2 separate regions of the Homo sapiens genome follow, and region 1 is linked to region 2. The links are chromatin contacts, found by Hi-C or POLR2A ChIA-PET in ENCODE. All regions are on one chromosome and are shown on one strand. Each heading gives the region's core, a stretch centred on a gene start or an enhancer-like site at or near the end of the contact. The rest is flanking DNA. Distances are from core to core; before and after follow the strand shown. Region 1 has its middle 19 kb from the start of LINC00473. Region 2 holds the start of LNCDAT (lncRNA divergent activator of TBXT).

The links. Hi-C counts contacts between places; a loop is a spot of excess contacts on that map. ChIA-PET counts read pairs that join two places held with the same protein, here RNA polymerase II (POLR2A). Pooled maps may share reads with other maps.
Region 1: a loop to region 2 is called in a pooled map, with 12 times the contacts of the local background. The contact joins the enhancer-like site here to the promoter of LNCDAT in region 2. A Hi-C loop is called at or near these places in 3 of 37 single-sample maps with no recorded cell type and 8 of 50 pooled maps. POLR2A ChIA-PET finds 5 or more read pairs at or near these places in 1 of 52 experiments (H1).

The regions. Positions count from the first base shown.
Region 1 is chr6:166,004,388-166,009,606 of GRCh38, forward strand. No RefSeq gene overlaps it. Among named protein-coding and RNA genes, the nearest start is that of LINC00473, 19 kb to the left of the region's middle. RefSeq lists enhancers at 2,061-2,593, 4,310-5,012. Within about 2 kb of position 2,329, at least 15 of the 41 ENCODE cell types and tissues checked have a DNase peak (open chromatin) inside an H3K27ac peak, as active enhancers do.
Region 2 is chr6:166,165,547-166,170,137 of GRCh38, forward strand. LNCDAT (lncRNA divergent activator of TBXT) reads left to right here and starts at 2,551. Exons shown (of 2, transcript NR_166068.1): 1 at 2,551-2,604; 2 at 4,526-4,591. It overlaps TBXT (T-box transcription factor T), which reads right to left and starts at 2,305. Exons shown (of 8, transcript NM_001366285.2): 1 at 1,840-2,305; 2 at 1,046-1,310; 3 at 160-294. The coding sequence starts at 2,045. RefSeq lists an enhancer at 2,447-3,041.

The DNA of each region.
Region 1 (5,219 bases), core at 1,079-3,578, 160 kb before region 2:
ATAAATTTTCCATTGTCGCCATCTTTAAGGATACAATTCAGTGGCATTGATTAAATTCATGATGTTGTGATATGAGCGCCATGATCTATTTCCAACACTTTTCATCATCCCCAACAGAACAATATTCTACCTATTGAACAATAACTCCCGACACCCCTCCCCCAGCTCCTTGCAACCACCACTCTACTTCCTGTCTCTATGAATTTGTCTACTCCAGGGACTTCCTGTAAGTGGAATCCTGCAGGGTTTGTCCTTCTGTGACTGGCTCGTTTCACTGAGCACAATGTTCTTATCCAGGTTGCGGCACGGGTCAGTGCTCCCTTCCTTAAGGCTGATGCTCCATTGCATGGATGCACCATGTTTTGTGTATTCGTTCATCGGTTGAGGGGCACCGGGCTGGTCCCTCCTCTTGACTATGGTGAATACTGGCTATGGCTGTTGTGAATCCTGGTGCGCAAGCATCAGACATTCCCGTTTTTAGTTCCAGGGACATGGGGTGCCTTCTGCCCCAGGGGGTTTGAAAGCTCCATGTCCCTGGGACATTATGAATGGCACATCTCCCTCCCCAAGTGGATGTAGTGTAGCGGGATTGATGGGGGAAGTTTAGGCACTGGCTGATTAAAATGTTTATAGAATGACTTATGGACTTGGAATTGCGAGGGTTGGACGTACTTGAGCTTTTTAGTTTTTTGGATGTCCACGTGCCAGACGTGCCACGTGCCATTACTACTTTTTGATAATTAGTAATGGAATTTTAAGGCCTGTTTTTTGTTTATCAGTCTCTCTAATTCCTTCTCGATCTCGCTACATTTCGAGTAGACGTGTAGAAATTTAAGGCTGGAGGGCTGAATCAGGGCTAGCCGATACAATTACTTTTCTAGCGTCCTTAGGGGGACATCTTGCCAGTCATTCTGTTCTGAGACCGTGAGAAAACCACTGGTCTGGAAGCCCAGGTGTTCCATGCCGTCCTTGGCTTGTTTTGCCTGGATATCAGAAGCAGCATTTGTGCGTGGGTCCAGCAGTGGCATTTGTCCCCGCACCATCTTCGGGGCTGGCCCGGAGCCCAGGTCCTCCTACTGCCCGGGAGCAGTGGCCGCAACTCCAGGCTGAGGCCTGGCTCTGTCCACTGGGAACCACGCGTGGGTGCAGGCACCGGGCCTTGGATCACACTTGCGCACTCCGAGCACAGCGCATTACTCTTTTTTTCCTGCCCAGATGACTTTAAATAGAAAAATAGCCCTGACTCTAGCATGTTCTCAGCCCGTGAACAATGGGTATTTGCTGGACAAGCGGCTGCGGGCCCCGTCTGCAGGCAGCTTGGGCCTGTGGGGAGGTTCCCGTGACTGCAACTCCCCGGGGCCTCGGAACACAGGACCCCAGGCTCCCAGCCCTACCTCCTTCCTCGGAGGGAGGGGAGGGCTGTGACCCCCTTCCTGGGGGGCTGTGAACTGCCCCCTCCCAGGTGCCTCCCTCTTTCACTCTCCCCTCGGAGGACTAGGGCTCCACAGGGGCAGGGGGATCACATAGGGTGGCACCCGTCACTACAGAGGGGTGCAGGGTTGCAGTAGCGGGGGCTGGGTTGCCTGGGGGACTCGAAGAGTCGCGGGAGCCGTGCGGGGACGAGTGCAGTGGTGCGTGGGGGTCGTGGGGATGGCGACAGCGGGGGCGGGAGCTGAAAAGGCGCGGGGGTGGCTAAGGGACCCTGCGCAGGAGCTGCCGGCCCTCGCGCGCCCCTCGCGGGCCCCCCGGGCCCCCCGCCCGCCCGCGGCTGCTGCCGTCAGAGCTGCCTGCGTCAATGCTGCTTGGTGACACACACAGCTTTTTTTCTTCTGCTCCTTTTTCTCAATGAGAGGAGCCTAATGGGATTCTTATTATCAGACTCATAAATCAAACCGTTAGGCCGTCACGTCTGGCACGTGGACAACACCCCCATCCCCCGCGGCAAACGGAGAGGGCTAGAGCTGCGTTTTCCCCTTTTCAAGAAAAACTTCAAATATTTTATCTTTATATTTTGAAAATCGCAGTAATGCACAGAGCTCGGCTTGCTGTGGCTGGTGCAGCTCTACACGGATGCAGAGCTGGTCCTCCCGTTCCCTGGAAATGGTTTTGCAAAGTTGTTGGTTTTGCAAACAATAAAAGGGTAAAAAATGGGGTTTGCAGGCAAATCGGTTGGTTAGAGGGAACCCACAGATATTTCAAGCTACTGCAACACGAATCGATTAAACATTGTATCAGAGGGGGTTGTGGGCACAGACTTTGGGGCAGCCCTGCCCTGATGCTTGTGCAACTGACACAAAACAAAACCCCAGCTATGAATGCAAATCAAGGAGCAAAGACGTCAGCAACTAAGGCGATCTGGAGCGCTAGGAATCCTGAAAGCTTCTGCATTCTCATAGCTACTTGCATGCAGATTTCTAATAAGATAAATCGGCACTGGTGTATCTAATTAATGGTTGTCCTCCAACAAGCCACTGGATAGCACTTATTAGCCATGGGAGGTAGGAAGCCAGGTTAACCCCCAAAGGAATCTCAGTGCAGCCCCTTCCTCATTTTGGTCAGAGACTCAACCAGAGTGTGGAAGCGGAGCAAAGTCAAAAGGGGTCCAGGGACTAAGGCGTTGAGGCAAGGACCCTCAGAGAGGGAGGTCCCAGCTTCCACAGTCGGACACAGAAAAATATTCCACTCTTGGGAATTGCCTCTTGTGCGAAGCCATATATATTTAGGGGTCTTCTACAGGGAACTGTGAAAGGTCTGCAAGCCCGTCATCTGGTCACTCTGAAGCCAGGTCTCCAGAGCTTCCCTGATGAAATTGTCCTGCCTGTGATGGGGGAGTGTTCTCGGAACCTTTGGGACAGCCTCTGCTGGCTCAGATCAAAACTTCACAGAGCTCAAGGCATGGTCTTCAATTAAAAGCTTGGACCACATGTCAGGTGGGCAGAGGGCTACCGCTTTAGGGTAAAGTGGCTACAAGGAGAGTGGCCTGATATTTTGTATATATTCATGATCATTTTAATTTCCTCTTCCCAGCCTGTGTTCTGCATTTCCCCAGATGTCTTCAAAGGACATATATGACGCCCAGGAGCAGAGTTGTTGGGTCTGTTCTTTCTAATTCCAGACCTTTCTGGTCTTGAGTCGTGGTTTTCTTAGGGTCCAGTGAAAACAGCAGCGCTTGGAGCTGCAGACCCAGGCTGGGAGCTGCCGCGGGGGCGCACGTGTCTGCCTGTAGCCACAGCCTAGGATCATTGCCCTGCACAGTTGGACGGCTTCCACGCCTCGTCTAGTTCTCACTGCATTCTTATAGCAGGACAAGTTCTCTGGATTTGTGTGAACTTTTTAAATAAGAGTTAATAAGTCAATGATTGCCAGATGAGAGAGGCAGCTCATGTGTTTTTAAGAAGCATCAAACCCACCCCCCACCCCCCATATTCTTCCACCCCAGCAAAGAAGGAGCCAGGAAGGCACTGCAAGGGGGAAGCGGGGGCGGGGGGGGGGAGGGCAGGGAGGATCCCTGAGAAAAAAAGATGAATATTTGCATCTTCACTTGTGTGCCTCATTTGGGGTGACCCATGGGTGCAAAGGATGATGTATTTTATACTGAACATGGTACTGGCAATTTTGGGTGCGCAATGAAAAAGAAATGGGCATGAGCATATCTAGCTTTAAGACACGATTTCAAATATAACTTCCGTCATTCACGTCTAGACCCATATTCTGATATGAGTAATAACTATGCTAAGCAAAAGTAGATTAGGTGCAATAAATATAAGACCTGTATTCCTATGCTGACTGATGGACTTCAGTGGAATATTTCATTTTAGCAACCGATATATTGCATAAATGAGTTAACATTGGTCCCATTGCAAAACGATTTTTTATACAAAATTAGAGAGGCTGGCATAAGGAATGCTGCTAGAAAATTATTAGCTCACTTTTTACATCCAAGGGGGTGAAATGATACACTGTGGAAATTTGTACAAATAGAGAAGTGGATGGATGTCGATGTCAGTGGGGAGAAACGGGAGGCCAGGTCCCGTTTTGAGGAGAGGAGATGCGCCCAAGCGGGGGCGGAGGAGCGGGTCGCGCCGCTGACATTCGCCAAGGACAGGATGGGGTGGGCGCCCGCCGGTGGCCGACTCCGCCCCGCCTCTCAGGGGTGCGAGTCATCAGCGCAGCGGCGGATCCTGGCCCAGGGAGCCACCGGCCCACCCTCGCGCCCAGGAGCCGGACTCGGAGACGTCCACCTGGTGGAGAGACGCGAGGGAGCCATGCAGACAGGGGCTGCTCCGTGGAGAGCCCGGGAAGCCTGCGGGGCGCCGGAGGGGTGGGTCCCGGGACAGACCAGTGACCATCCGCCTCCTGCGTAGCGCTGCCCCCAGGAGAGGAAAACCCATCGGAGGTTGTGCTGTGTGCGTTCTCCAAGAGGGAAGCTCAGTATGAGCACTCCCTTCGTCCCCTTAAGGAGGACCGCACAGTGTGTGTGTATGTGTGTGTGTGTGAGTGCGCGCGCGCGCTCATGTGTGCATGTGCCTGTGTGTGCATGTGTGTATGTGCGTGTGTGCATGTGTGTGTGCATATATGCGTATATGCGTGCGTGTGTGTGGCGCGCACATACGTAAGCACACCCCCGGTACATAGAAACTCACAGAAACATACAGTAATCCTGTATAAAGATTATGAGTCTAGAAAACATGTACTGCCCGTCATTTTTCTCGGCTGTCTCTGTGCCTTCTAGATATTTCCGTGTCCTCCGCGCGCTTCATTTTTATCAGGCTCCTGGGTGTGTGCAGGGAGGGAACGCAGGCACGGAACGCAGGCGCGGAAGATGTAATTTGTGCATTAGGAAGCCTCCGCTCGAGCGCCACTGACGTCTGCACCTCCGTGCTTGGCTCTGCTGCAATACATCAGACTGATGGCATGATCACTGCATCTTTGCTGTAATATCTGTGCACTGCTGGTTAGGAAAATCCTCAGCCATACCGTGACTCCAGCTAGCTAGCTAGTCAATGTATTTTAATTTTATTAATTGAAAGGAAGGACTAAGGAGGGAAAAGAATGCAAAGGAAACATGAAAAGATTTTACAAATTTTTAAATGCTTATTTTTCCAGATGGAAGGTTGAGACAGTAGGATTAGAGACTTCATGGCTGCAGATGTTGAAGCTTTTGCTAAATGAACAGCCAAAGTCAGTTCTGTGAAATTGCGTCATATTTCTTTTCCAGA
Region 2 (4,591 bases), core at 1,301-3,800:
CCTGTGCTTCCATTTCAAGTTCCGGAATATTATTTGAAAGGGCAGGAAGCCTTCCTCTCAGTGCGGGTTAGCGCGTCTCCCCGCTCCTCCAGAATCTCCACGGAGCAGCACACCACACCGCAGCACACCGGGAAAGCGATCCGCCTCTGTCCTTCTCACCTCCTCGTTCTGATAAGCAGTCACCGCTATGAACTGGGTCTCAGGGAAGCAGTGGCTGGTGATCATGCGCTGTGGACCCCCAACTCTCACTATGTGGATTCGAGGCTCATACTTATGCAAGGAGTTCAGCATGATCTGAGGGAGACAGATACAGGATTGGTGGCACTGAAAGGCCTGCGTTAAAACAGCAAAACATCCATTTCTCCAGGATGCAGAAAGTCCTCTGGATCCCAAGAAAGTGTCTCTGCTGTTGAGGGAAGTGGGGTTCCACCAGGGGAGGCTTCTCCGCGGTTTATATGTGCTATTCCCACAGCTTGTTTGGAAAAGGGATGTGAGATGCTACACACCATTAAAAGCAATGAATGCTCATCACAAAATCCTTTCACCTGGTGGAATAAAGTACTAAGGCTTTCAGGAAGGCTATGGTCATTTTTAAAAGACTGAGCTTGTTTGCAACTTGCCTAACCTGGGGTCTTCCAGGAACAATCCCCGACTAAAGAATGTTCTTTAGAAAAGCACGACTTTACAAGTTTGTTCCGACTCCACGCAGTAAGTACTGTGGCGCATGTTTAAATTTAAATGCGACTTTGCCATCAAGGCTGATATCTTTTCCACCCCCAGGAGAGTTTAGGGCTAGACAACGGAAGTTCCCCAAAAGCTCCAGTCCTTCAAAGGGGAGTGCTCCCGCTCCCCGTTCGCCAGGCGTGGATGTTATCAGCTTAGTATAAACAGCGCTAAAGGCCTTATTAGAGAAGGCTGTGGCAGTTTCTCCAGGGCAGACGTCGCCTCCCGTTCAAGCAGCGTCCCTTCCCACAACCCCCGTGCAGAAGGCGCAGCGCGGCCCCCTCCTCGCTGGTCCCAGACCTGGCGGGCTCCTCACACCTACCTGGCCCCCTCCGTTGAGCTTGTTGGTGAGCTTGACTTTGCTGAAGGAGACGGGAGCCTTCATCCAGTGGGCCCCGAAGTTGGGCGAGTCGGGGTGGATGTAGACGCAGCTGGGCGCCTGCGGCTCCGGCTTGCCCCCCGGCACCCATTCCCCGTTCACGTACTTCCAGCGGTGGTTGTCCGCCGCCACGAAGTCCAGCAGGAAGGAGTACATGGCGTTGGGGTCCAGGCCAGACACGTTCACCTTCAGCACCGGAAACATCCTCCTGGAAAACACGGGGCGGGCGCAGGAGGACCCCGACACTGACCAGGTAGGCCGGAGGCAGAAGCTGGGCACAGAGGCCTCAGTTATTTCGGGGCACAGAGGAGCCCCCTGGGGAACGTCCGAGGGTGACTCCCAAGCTCCCCCTTCCCCGAGCCCTGCCAGGTCCAGGTGGCCTCCTCACCATCTCCACGGCCTCGGGAGGGAGGGGAGGAGAGGACCTGGCGAAGGGTTTCAGTGCAGGAGGCCACATCCCGCGGGGACAGGCGGGGACCAGGGCGCGCCTCGCGGGTCCCGGGATGCCTCCGAGGTCGGGACACCGAAGTGCGCGTTCCTCCTCCCCAAGCTTCCGCGGAGAAAGCCCCAGAAGAGGGGCTTGTAGAAATGCACTCGAGGGAGTTAACCAGAGCGGGAACAAACACAAAGCCCTCCTCCAGGAGAAAAAGGGTTCGACCTCCGGGAACTTGCCAGGTCCCCCAGGCTGCCCAGGCGCTGGAGAGCGCGGCGCGCGCGGGCTCCGGACGCGCACCCACCTGCCGTTCTTGGTCACGATCATCTCATTGGTGAGCTCCTTGAAGCGCAGCCACAGCTCGCTCTCCTCCAGGCCCACGCGCAGTTCGCGCTCTGTGGGGTCGCCCTTCTCGCTGCCCGCCTGCAGCTCATTCTCCACGGCGCTCAGCAGGTGGTCCACTCGGTACTGCAGGCTCTTTCCCGCGCTCTCGGTGCCAGGGGAGCTCATCCTCCCGTCCGGCTCCCCTCCCCGCCGTCCCCGAAGCCCAGACTCGCTACCTGAGATCCACCTTCCCTGCTCTTGGCCGCCGCCCTTCCGAGAAAAGGGGCCCCTTGGACCGAGACCTGCGACGGCTCCCGGGTCCCGGGTCCCGGCACAGACCCGGGAGGAGGGCGCGGACCAAGACTTGGGGGGAGGGGACGGGGGCAGAGGGGTGGGGAGAAGTTATTCCACTTGAACTCCCCAAGGCTCTACTAGTGTAGGTCTCTGGGGACCGAAATTCAGTGCCCTCCCCATAAATAGAGCCGCGGCGGCAGCGCTGGGGTGCTCGGCGGATTGGGCCGCGCACGCTTTGAAGTGCCGGGCAGCCTCCCATTGGCCGAGAGCGGCCATATCAGACCCAGCCGGGCGGGTCTGGGAGGCCGGGGGCCAACAATGGGCTCCCGCACGCCTGTTTCATGTAAATCCGGGGCCCCAGCCCTGCGAGCCCCGGCCCAGCCCCTACACCCCCGCCCTTCTCCAAATGTTTGCACCTCCATCAAAGCGGCGGGGCAAGCCCCGGAGGAAGGTAAGCTGGACGCCCCGGCCTGCCCCAGCCCGCCCCAGCCCGCCCCAGCCCGCACTTCCGCGAGGGGCTGCCCGGCAGCCTGCGATGCTCCCTGATTCCCGCGCGGGGTCCTCCTCGCTTTCCCAGCGCGCCCGGATCCCGCAGCCGCGCCAGGCTGGAACGTTCGCGCGGCCTCACCTGTCCCCGCTCCAGGCGCGCCTCCCTCCCCTCCCAGGGACGAGCGCATTTGGCCGGGCTTTGGGATGCGCCGCGCTCGTCTCGCCGCAGTAGTAGTGCTGTTCTCGCGCCTCCGATGCCTCAACTCTCCAGTCTGGCAGTTTCCGGTGCACCTGTCCCCACACGTCCCTCGCCCACGGAGCCCCAGGCGGCGTTACGCACACCCAGGATCGTGGATCAGCCTGCCCCGGCGTCGGGTGTCCCCGCGGCTCTCACCATCTGGAAAAGGAAGGTCCGCGCGCAGAGAGGGAAATGGACGGAAATAAGCAAAAGCAAAACAACCCCTTCTGAGAAGTGTCCTCCTCGCTCTCTTATAAAAACAGGACTTGTTGCCGAGGTCAGCGCGCGCATCGAGTGTGCCAGGCGTGTGCGTGGTTTCTGCTGTGTCATTGCTTTCACGGAAGGTGGGAGAAGGTCGGGGCTGGCGGGGTGGTCCGGACTAGTGGGACTCGGGGCGCTTTCCCCGCCCGGCCCAGCGCCAAGCGGTGTCGGCAGCGGTTGTTTTATTACCTTTCGGTGAGAACTTACGCGAGGAGAGCGAAGGAGAGGTGACAATGAGCAGGAAATAGTTCAGTGGGGTCTCTTTAAACAGTAACATTCCTCCTAAAACGGGAGCCCAGGAAGGGGGAAGGAGGCAGAAGCTCCCCCTTCCAAGGCCTGGCTTTGCGCTTCTGCACACCTCGCCCATTCGCTGGACGAGGGCCTGCCTCGGGTAGCAGCCTCTGTTTCCCGGTCTCCTGAGCGGGCACCCCAGCCCCAACCCCTCTAGAGAAAGCCTGCGCATCGGGTGGGGCAGCGAGTTCAGAGGAGTCTTGCGCCCTAGCAAGGGGGCTTTCCCGCGGACATGGTATCTGCGCCCCGCGCTAAGTCTCCCCTGCCCCCTGCCCCCTGCCCCTCGCCCCTCGCCCAGCCGGGCTCGCTCCGGGGTCGGGAATTGCTGGGGAAGCCGAAGGAGGGATCCCCGCCCGGGACTCGAGGGATCGACCCGCCTCGCGGTATGCGGAGGGCTGCCAGGAGCCAGTCCCGGGGAAGGGTGCCTGCCGCCCGTGGGGGACAGGGCTCCTTCTCTCCCTTCTCCAACTTACACCGACGAGTCAGGAAGCCGGAGCGTCTAGTCCCTGTCCGCATTTCTCAGTGTCTTTTGATGTCTGGGATGCATGGATATTCCCAGGGGGCTGACCCGAGGTGGGGAAGTTTCCTTCTAGAAAGAGGCACCAAAAGGACCTCATTTGCTCCTGACGCCGGACCCTCCTGACACGCCTTCACTGGCTCATCGGGTCCTGGGCTTTGGGGGAGAGCGTGGTGCGTGTTACTCTCCTTACTCCGGGTATTAAAATGTCTAAGAGGTCATCGCTTTGGCCCAAGGCCTCCCGAGGATAAGATAAAAGGGAAAAGTGGAGGGGAGGTGAAGGAGGAACGAGGGTGGGTCCCAGGCAATTGAGGGCCTCGGAACCCTAGGCACGGGAGCGAAACCTCTCCTGCGGCTTCAGGGCAAAGGAGTCCCGAAGGCTGGATCCCTCCCCTGCGCTCGGACGGCGTCGCGGCCGCTTTTCCCACAGTCGGGAAGCGCCAAAGAAGACTGGAGGGTTTAACAGATCGCTCTAAAACTGTTCCGAACAGGAGGGGCACGGCCAAATAAGAATACAACTTCAGCAGGAAAGAATATTCCGTTTCTAACACGCGTAATAAAATTTCTACTCTCCAGAGAGAATGTCTGAAGCATTGAAGAGTACGACCCAGGAATTGAACCACCCAAGTCGGAGGAGGTAGA